2 separate regions of the Homo sapiens genome follow, and region 1 is linked to region 2. Evidence: chromatin loops called from intact Hi-C (ENCODE). Cell type or tissue: A673. All regions are shown on one strand. Each heading gives the region's core, and the rest is flanking DNA. Links, peaks and the distances in the headings are about the cores only.

Region 1 (4,398 bases), core at 76-4,075, 150 kb after region 2:
CAAAGTGATGGACATCTATGACATGCCAGGCTCTTTACTAGGAATGTGACACATATCATCTCATTCAGCCCTCACATGGATCCTGAGGCAGGGATTAAAAGGAAACTGAGGTTCACAGGTTCAAGTACTTGTCTCAAGTCAGAATACTGAGAGATCCTATAGCTAGGTGTGCATTCCTGGCCTGCCTGACTGTAAATAGCATCCCTCTGTTAGTACATCCACATGTCAGAGGTGATTTCATGTATGTCTGAATATGCTGAACATTCTACTTTTGTGAGCACTCCTGCTTGTATAATTTCTGAACAGTAACAATAGGTAGAAAATGTCTCTTTTAAGTCCCTCCTTGCTTATTTATTACTTCACATTTTAGACCCCATTTTCATAGTCCAAGAAATTTACACATTGTGCAATGACAACTATAAATCACATTCAAAATGACTCCTAGAACTAAAATGCCAAGTATTTGTCTGAGGTTTACAGAAGTTTTCATTTGAAAGATTTACATAGTTTGTTTTGAATCTTACACATTATTTGTTCAACAGATTTTCACTTCACATGTACCATGCATCATGCTCTATACACATGCAGATGTTTATAAACGTTTATTTGTGACCAGCCTCTAATTCAATAAATATTCCCTGATTATTTACCATAGCACCAACATCATGCTAGATTTTGATGGGTTAAAGAAGTAAGCAAAACCTTGTCCTTACACTCAGAAACTCTGTTAGTTGAGAGTCATTCTTCAGCTATTCCAGAGAAAATATTTATTGTGCTTTTTTCCCTAACTCAGAAATGAAATTTATAAAAGCATAAAACGTGTGCTGGTTTTTCTGTTTTCACCCACTCTAGATCCCACTCTCTACCCTTCTTCTTTGCTCTTCTCTGTGCCACATGAGGCCAACTCCTGTGGACAGCTTTCTTCCCTTCCTGAATGGCGTCCAGTTGGACTCATCCAAAGAGCAGCACTAGGGAAATACGTTAAGCTTCAGGTCACTTCTTCCTGGCTCCCTTCTTGCTTAAGACTGTGTTTCTGGCAGGGGCTTCCTCCTCCCAGGAAGATGGCTCCTTCCGGGGTCGGGGGTCGGGTAGAGGATGGCTCTCCACCAGAGATCTGGTTCTCATTGGGTTCCAGTAACACCATTTTTCCTGGGTGTCTTGACCATGGAGATGGTAATAGCAGAAGCTTTTACTCATCTCTGGGTGCCTTCCTCTTCCTTGTTTGTTCTCTTAACTAGCACACACATCTGTGGAGTCCCTTTATTAAAATCTCTTCATCGAAACCACCCAGGGCAAATTCTGTTTCTTGCTGGGACTTTGAGTAATCAGAATATCAGAGCTGATGAAGTTAGAAATTCAATCTCTGTTTCTTATTTTACAGGAATGGAAACTAGGGCTCAGAGGTTTCACTTGCCAGAAGTCACTCGGTCCCTGGGAAGGATGCAAACCAGCTCACCTGGCTCTCCAGCACATGCACCCCAGACCACCCCCAAGGATGTGACCCATTCCTTCTGTGGAGTCTGATCTTCCAAACTTTAGACAACAGCTCCTTCTGCAAGCTTTCGAGCCTGCAAGCTAAGGACATGAATGAACTGAGTCATCCCCACAGAGCTTCATTAATTTTAAGGCAATTTAAGATTTCTGAGTCATAGGTTTCAGTCATTTAGATTTTCCCAGCTGGTACTGTACTTGCCCACACACACTTTTCTTTAAAGATTGCATCTGTCTAGATGTGTGGTTCTGCCCACCCTTCCTCAGTTTCTGAGAAGAAACTCGCCCTCGTGGAGTGCTACATGCAGGGCTAAGCCATTTCCATTTGCCACGTGCATTAGAGTCTTTGCCTGAGGGATTAATGGGATTAGCAGTCTGCAGCTTGATCTAGACTCTATCCACCAGAGACATGCACAATTCCAAATTCTATATCCAACACAATATTTTACCCAGTCTCCCAAGAAAATTCAGTTATGCCATATGGTGACTCCACTCACTGAATAATATTTAGCAACTTGATGAACAAGGACTGAATCATATCTTAACCATCTTGGCCAAATATTGTTTTATATAGCAACAGTATTAGTAATATATATGTTTTATTTTTTACACTAGTACTTCCTGCTACGCCCACTGAAAATTAAGAGCTAGACCTCACTGGAAGTAGACTACACAATAAAAGAGTTCTCGCTCATTAGCAACCTCCAATTCAATATTGCATTGTATGTATGATACATTCAGAATGTCTGCTTTTTCCTTCCTCCAGAGCAGCTGCTGGGATTGAGCAATAGTCTCCCAGGGTAACGCAGCAGGGAATCCTGGGGCATTTCCCAGACACTGAAAACAAAGGATATGTATCCATGGGGAGGATAGGGCTTCAGCTCTCTCCCTCCCACTAAGAAGTTCTCCATATCCTCAGTATGTGGGGGAGAAAATTAGCAAGCCTCTGAGTGAGGAGCCCCTGTGACCCAGGGATTTTAAGAAAGTCGTTTTCCTCCCTGAGCCTCAATTCAACTGTTCAAGAGGGATAATCATGAAAACCCTTTATAAACTGTAATACAATATGCAAATGCTAGGTTGGTCATTTACAATGTGCAGATTCTGTTAAAATTGTACATACATGCAACCATGAGGAAGATGCAATCTGTATCTTCAACCATCTTACCAGTGGAAAATAGAAACTTGTGGAGATAACAGAGATAATTTCAACAAAATACAACTTGGCTAAGATAGAGTTATGAAAAGTAGAGAGACTCTTAGGTCAACATGAAAGTTCCTGAAGTTGCCAGTACCCAAGAGGAATCTTGAATGATCAGCAAGATTTATAGCGGCTATAAGAATATTTATTCCCAGCAGCCAGGGGCATAAGCATCAGTTACTAGTGAGTATAATGCATGTCCCAAAGTGGCAGGAAATAAGGCCATATTTATAGCAATTAAGAAATATTAGCTATTATTACTGTAGCATCAGGGCTTTCTGAAAATCAAAAAAAAGGGATTTCTGGGAGAGTCTCATGCTAAGGCTTCAGCAACTCTTCTCACCCCACCCTGTGGGGCCACTATTGTGCCCATCTTCTGGGAAACTGTTGTAAAATGCTCCCTTGATTTATTACTGAGTATAAAACTAACCCAATACTTACTGATGTAAAATAACCCACTTCTTTATATCATGGTTTTGTGCAGCAGGAACTGGGGCAGATGGCACAACTGGGGTCACTTAGTGATGTTCTGTTGGTTGCTGCTGCTGCTGCTGCTAGAAGTATCGAGATGGTTTTATTACCATGCCTGGAGTCTTGTCAGTTGGTTGGAAGCCTGGGCTCTACCAGGCCCATCTCCTTCTTCACATATTCTTGGGGCCTTTCCTGCTGATTTCTCCGGCCAGGTAGCTGGTTGGATTTATTTCCTGCCACCTCGAAGCTTCAAGAGACTATGGTAGAAGTTTCTAGGTCTCTCCAAGGCAAAGCCTGGGACTGGCCATATGTCATATCTGCCATTTCCTATGGGTCCAAGCAGTCTCAGGTCAGTGCAGATTCAAGTGGAAGGAAATAGACTCCACTTTTTAATGGGAGAAGTGTCAAGTATGTATGGCTGTCTTTACTCTGGCACATTTCTCTCTCCACTTATGGTCACGCTGTGTGTGTAAGAAAGTCTTGTTGATTCCTGTGATAGGAAACAAAAGAAAAAATCTCCAGTAAAAAAAAATAGTGCAGCATAAAAGAGGCTTCTGTCCTTCTTCTGTGAGTTCCTATATGACCCACTGTCCTGTGTCCAGCACCTAGCACAGTGCTTGGCATACAGAAGGTGATCAATCCACAGAACTTAGCTGACAGGATTTTGCTACTATATTGTTATGTGAGTGAATTTCTCACAGTGAACCTTCCAGGAAAGGTGCCAGGGGAATCTTATTGCAAAACTAGCAGTTTATTGGGTTGACAAAGAGAACATTCAATTAAAAAGATTTTTCAGAACACAATGGAATCATTTTAGTTGTGAAATGTGAGCTTAAAAGTTATCATTTTGAAACATCCAACAAGCATTTCAAGACTCCATGGCAAGATGCAGCCCCCTGTACATAGGCACAGATGGAGGGTCCTTGTTGGGCACAAAAAAGCAGAGGCCCCTGTGTAAATCCCAGGATTCTCTGCCCCAGTAAAAAGCTCAGGCTCTGTCCCTAGTGCCAGGCATGTAAAAGAATGCTACATATTGATTTATCTAACAAACAGTGATGACAACCACCATGTGCCTATCACCATCCTAAGCACTGTGAGTATAGAGGGAAATAAGACAGGCTCTAGGTCTCAAAGGCCTCTTGTCTCCACAGTAGGAAATTTTCTGCCCATTCTTAGAGTCTAGGGAAATACTTGGATGTTATGAGGTGGTAGACTAAGATGGTGAGGGGCAGAGAGGC
Region 2 (4,398 bases), core at 192-4,191:
AATGCGTTATTGATGTTGCAAGTTGTCTCTGATGCTTTACAACCCATTTTGAACTCAAATAAAATCTCTCGAATTTGCTTTTTGTCTAACATAATTTTCATAGTCTAAAATAAATATAAAATAAACAGCAAGTAATAAGTCATTAGCAAAAAAACATAAAGTGAGAAATGCACATTAGAATGATGTGTAACATAACCACATTTGTTTCAGAATGTATTCCAATATCAAAGATCAAATTGCACAATGCAAACACCACCATTACTTCTGCACCAAATCAAGACAAACAACATGGATGTCCATTTGGTGCTAGATGGAGTAAGATGGAACCTGGCCTGATGGCCAAGACCAAGACATTTATCTCCCCAAAAAGAGTTTCTGTTGGACAAGAGAATGATGATAAAGAGGTGTGGTAGTCCCCCGTGGGATGCTGGAAAAGAATACCACAAATTGAGTGACTTGATTAATCTTTTCATAGTTCTAGAGGATAAAAGTTGAAGATGAAGGTGAAGCAGGGTTGGCTTCTTCCTGGCTTGCAGATGGTCACCTTCTCACTGTGTCCTTATGTGACCTTTCATCCTTGTTTGCACATTCCTGGTGTCTCTTCCTCTTTTAATAAGGACACAGGTCTTATCGGATTAGCTTCCCACTCTTTTGACAGCATTTAAACTTAATTAAATTGGTAGAGGATGGGAAATTACTTAATGGTACAGCGTATGCTATTCAGGCAATGGGTACCCTAAAAGCCTTGACTTGACCACTATGTAATCTATACATGCAAAAAAATTACACTTATATCCTGTAAACTTACATGAATAAAAAATTAAATAAGCTTAATTATCTCCTTAAAGACCCTATCTTTAAATACAGTCACATTGGGTTACGACTACTTCCACATGCGGATTTTAGGGGGACAGAACTCAGTCCATAACAACAGAAGACCACTGAAATTGGAAGAGGCGTGTGATTCATTCCAGCTGCTGCACTGCGGCAGATCCCAAGCAGTGGCACTGACAAGCTGTGTCACCAGGCAGAGGCTGACACAAAAGAGCAACCCAGCGGACTAAAGGCCACATCTATAGCAGCTTAGAAGCTGCCTCAGCCTCATGCTGTGGGTCCGGCGCAGGTTAAACAGGCTTGGGCAAGGCTAAGAAGGGACACAGCGGGGGTTGCTGAAGAAGAGTCAGGAGTTTGTCCTCCTAAGACCAGGGCAGTTTAGAGACATCATTATCACATTTGCATCTCTGGTTCCTAGGAGACATCGGGGCACAGGGTAAGTGTTCAATTATTCACCAATGAACTTCAAATGGTTAAATAGTTGAGAACACAGGGAGCTCCCCATTACTGGCTGCATCTGTCCAAGGGGCTATGAAAAGTGGTCGTGCATTGAATGAGACCTTGAAAATCTTGTCCTGGTCTAACAGTCTGACTCTTTGTTTACATAACAAAGTGGATCATAAAAAATCCCCATCTCTTTCTACGTCTGAGTAGATTTTCTTAGTTTACACTGTCATCTTGTGAGCTATGTTTGTATTTTGCATATGCGTTTGCCCCATTTTGGGGTGGCATTTTAAGGGGATGATGACTTATAATGTTCCTTCATTAGAAACATTGTAAAGCAGGATAGGTTTTTATGGCTCTATGTCCTTGTGATGCACATATGTGGGCAGCACTAGTAGTATCTCATCAGAAGCTTTCTCTTCTTTCAACTGGGTCCACAGGTTGAACTCTTCCTATGAGTGGAGCCCTAGCACTGCTCATTGCCCTGCCTGGCAGTGGTGTGGGAGGAGCCATGGCCCACCGGCCCCAGATCTTTCTAAGGGGGACACTGAATTACATTGTTCATCTCAAGAGTTAAACTAGACAAAGTGGGCCCAAACCTAATAAGACAGCCCATTAGGAACATTTTCTGTGCTTACATCTTACTGACTTTTATCATAAATTAGAGATTTTGAAGAGAATGAGTCATAGAAAAAGAAAAAATAATAACCTGGTTCAGCAATCAGCATATTATATCTCCCCAGTGACTCATAACATCAGACTCAAGTCAGGACAAACAGAGTTCCTGTCAGAAAGAAGTGCAGTTAAAAATAAAAGCAAAAATAGGAAGGGGTGGGCGGGCAGGGTGGGGGGAGCAAAACCTTTTAAACTGTGCCTAGAACTCTCCCCAGCCTGGATTCCCTAATGAGGGATTTGAGGTGCAAATAGGCTGAAAAGCCTGAGTCAGACAGCAGGAGGAAGCAGCTCCCAGGGTGCAAAGACAAATGGATTTCTTAATAAAATCCTCCAGGAAAAGAAAAGCAGCAGAAACCATGAAGTATGGATTATTCGTTAAATACGAAAGGGGCCTGCAAGAGGGCTTCTCCTAATGAAATCGTGGCACAATTTCATGAAGAAACACAGGTTTCAGAGTTAAACCAACTTGCATCTTAATTGTGGTTCCACCAAAATTGGCCGTGCAAGCTTGGAAGGATCCTTGGTTTTCACATCTGTTGGATGAGGATAACAAGCCACAGCACAGAGCTGTTGTGAAGATTGACCGATGCTAAGCATGTAAAGCACTTAGCATGGTGTACACATTTACAGGAAAAAAGACTGACATTAAATAATAATTTGTCTTAAAACTATAGATGAAAATACATCTGGACAGAGTTTGCTGAAGCTTTAATTGATAGACTCAGATAAGTGTCTATCAAGCATGTCACAGAATCACAGCTTCGTAAGAGTGGATTCAGATGCCGCTGACTAAGGCCATGGTACCCTTGAACATTTTATTACAGCAGAAAAGGTTAAGCAGCTTTGGCTGGTCCAATAGTTTCCCTGTTCTACATGAGTTCCTCTTCTTCGGTTTCTCCCCAACCAGCCTAGCCAGTGCTTTTAGTGCACATTTGAAAACCCAAAAATAAGTTTGCAGCCAAGCAACTTTGGATTAAGCTTTGATTCTTCCAGTTACTACCTATGTGACATTGGCGAGATGCTTCACCTTTCTAAGCCTTAGTGGCACACCTGTGAGATGAAGTAAGTAGCTACTATCTTAAACAGATGCTATGGAATTTTGAATGAAGAACTTGAAATGTCTAGCATAGTTTGTGAGCACAAAAGTAATTGACAGACTATTTTCATTCCTCTCTCCTAACTAATGTATGCATTTTGTTAGCTATAAATAAGACAATCAATAGCAGAAACGATCTACCTGCCGTTTACAGGAGAATATTTGGAAAAATGTCAGTCCAATTTATAAGTGTTTACAGAAAAGAAGGAGCTAAGTGAACGTCCCACTCCTCAGGCCAATATCTCTCAGCCTTTGTAATCTTTGTTCTGTCATTTCCAGAGAGGAAAAAACATGTCCCTGATAAGTGGGGTTGCATGTGGTCCTCTCAGTCACCAGTCCCAGTACACTGCTGTGAAAGGTTGTAGACTTTGGAGACAGACTTACGTGGTTTTGTGTCCTAGTTTCTTGCCTTAAAGCTGTATAAAGTTAATAAAATCATGGAAGTCTCCATTTCCTCACCAATGATGCAGAGAGCTACCTCACAGGCTTGCCCTAAAGATTAAACCACACGACGGAAGAGCCTGACCTATGAGTCAACAAGGGCTAGCTGCTGTGTGGCTGTCCCAGGCCATCCACCATTCTGCATGTTTCTTGCTACAGCACCCAGGACTTTGCTGTTTGCACTTCCTCTGAGAGCAGACACCTCTCATGAACTCCTCTGAGTCTTCGTCCTTGTAAATATCTGCAGTGTGGAATCAGTCTGCAGCTAACACTCCTCCAGGTTGCTCATGAAGTCACATGCAAGGGTCATCGGCAATGGTGAAGAGCTGCAGAACTAACATACCAGAGGGAGTGGCAAAGCTTTCTAAACTACAAAGTCTTTATAGCTGTGATCCTTGCTCTGGAGTTTCTAACTCCCACCTGAGAGGGTCTCAAGCTTATCCTTATTTTTCAGGATGTGGCTTATTGTATCCTCTTGATCCTCACTCTGCATCTGCTTACATTGTTACTGGAAGAGGTCTGGATCCAGACCCCAAGAGAGGGTTCTTTGATCTCATGCAAGAAAGAATTCAGGGCAAGTCCACAGAGAAAACTAAAAGCCAGTTTATTAGGAAAGTAAAGGAATAAAAGAATGGGCTACTCTATAGACACAGCAGCCCTGAGAGCTGTTGGTTGCCTATTTTTATGGTTATTTCTTGATGATATGATAAACAAAGGGTGGATTATTCATGCCTCCCCATTTTGGACCAGATAGGGTAACTTCATGACATTGCCATAGCATTTGTAAACTGTCATGGCGCTAATAAGAGTGTAGCAGTGAGGATGACCAGAGGTCACTCTCATGGCCATTTTGGTTTTGGTGGGTTTTAGCCAGTTTCTTTACTGCAACCTGTTTCATCAGCAAGGCC

What was found. A loop is a pair of places that touch in the nucleus more often than their neighbours do. Peaks named below come from ENCODE experiments on the same cell type or tissue, not always from the same donor. Only the 100,000 strongest peaks of a DNase experiment are listed, where the experiment ranks them.
Region 1: a loop joins it to region 2, with 3 times the contacts of the local background. A loop is called at or near these places in 31 of 110 quality-filtered maps.

Annotation. Positions count from the first base shown.
Region 1 is chr2:12,700,716-12,705,113 of GRCh38, forward strand. LOC124905974 (a long non-coding RNA gene) reads right to left here. Exons shown (of 2, transcript XR_007086222.1): 2 at 1-3,650. Among named protein-coding and RNA genes, the nearest start is that of TRIB2, 14 kb to the right of the region's middle. In A673, for the core only: no CTCF peak of the experiment used is centred there; DNase peaks (open chromatin) are centred at 1,766 and 2,286; H3K27ac peaks cover 3,082 bases.
Region 2 is chr2:12,553,352-12,557,749 of GRCh38, forward strand. All of the region lies in intron 4 of MIR3681HG (MIR3681 host gene), which reads left to right. Among named protein-coding and RNA genes, the nearest start is that of TRIB2, 160 kb to the right of the region's middle. In A673, for the core only: CTCF peaks have their summits at 1,691 and 2,233; DNase peaks (open chromatin) are centred at 1,800 and 2,160; H3K4me3 peaks cover 363 bases; H3K27ac peaks cover 2,205 bases.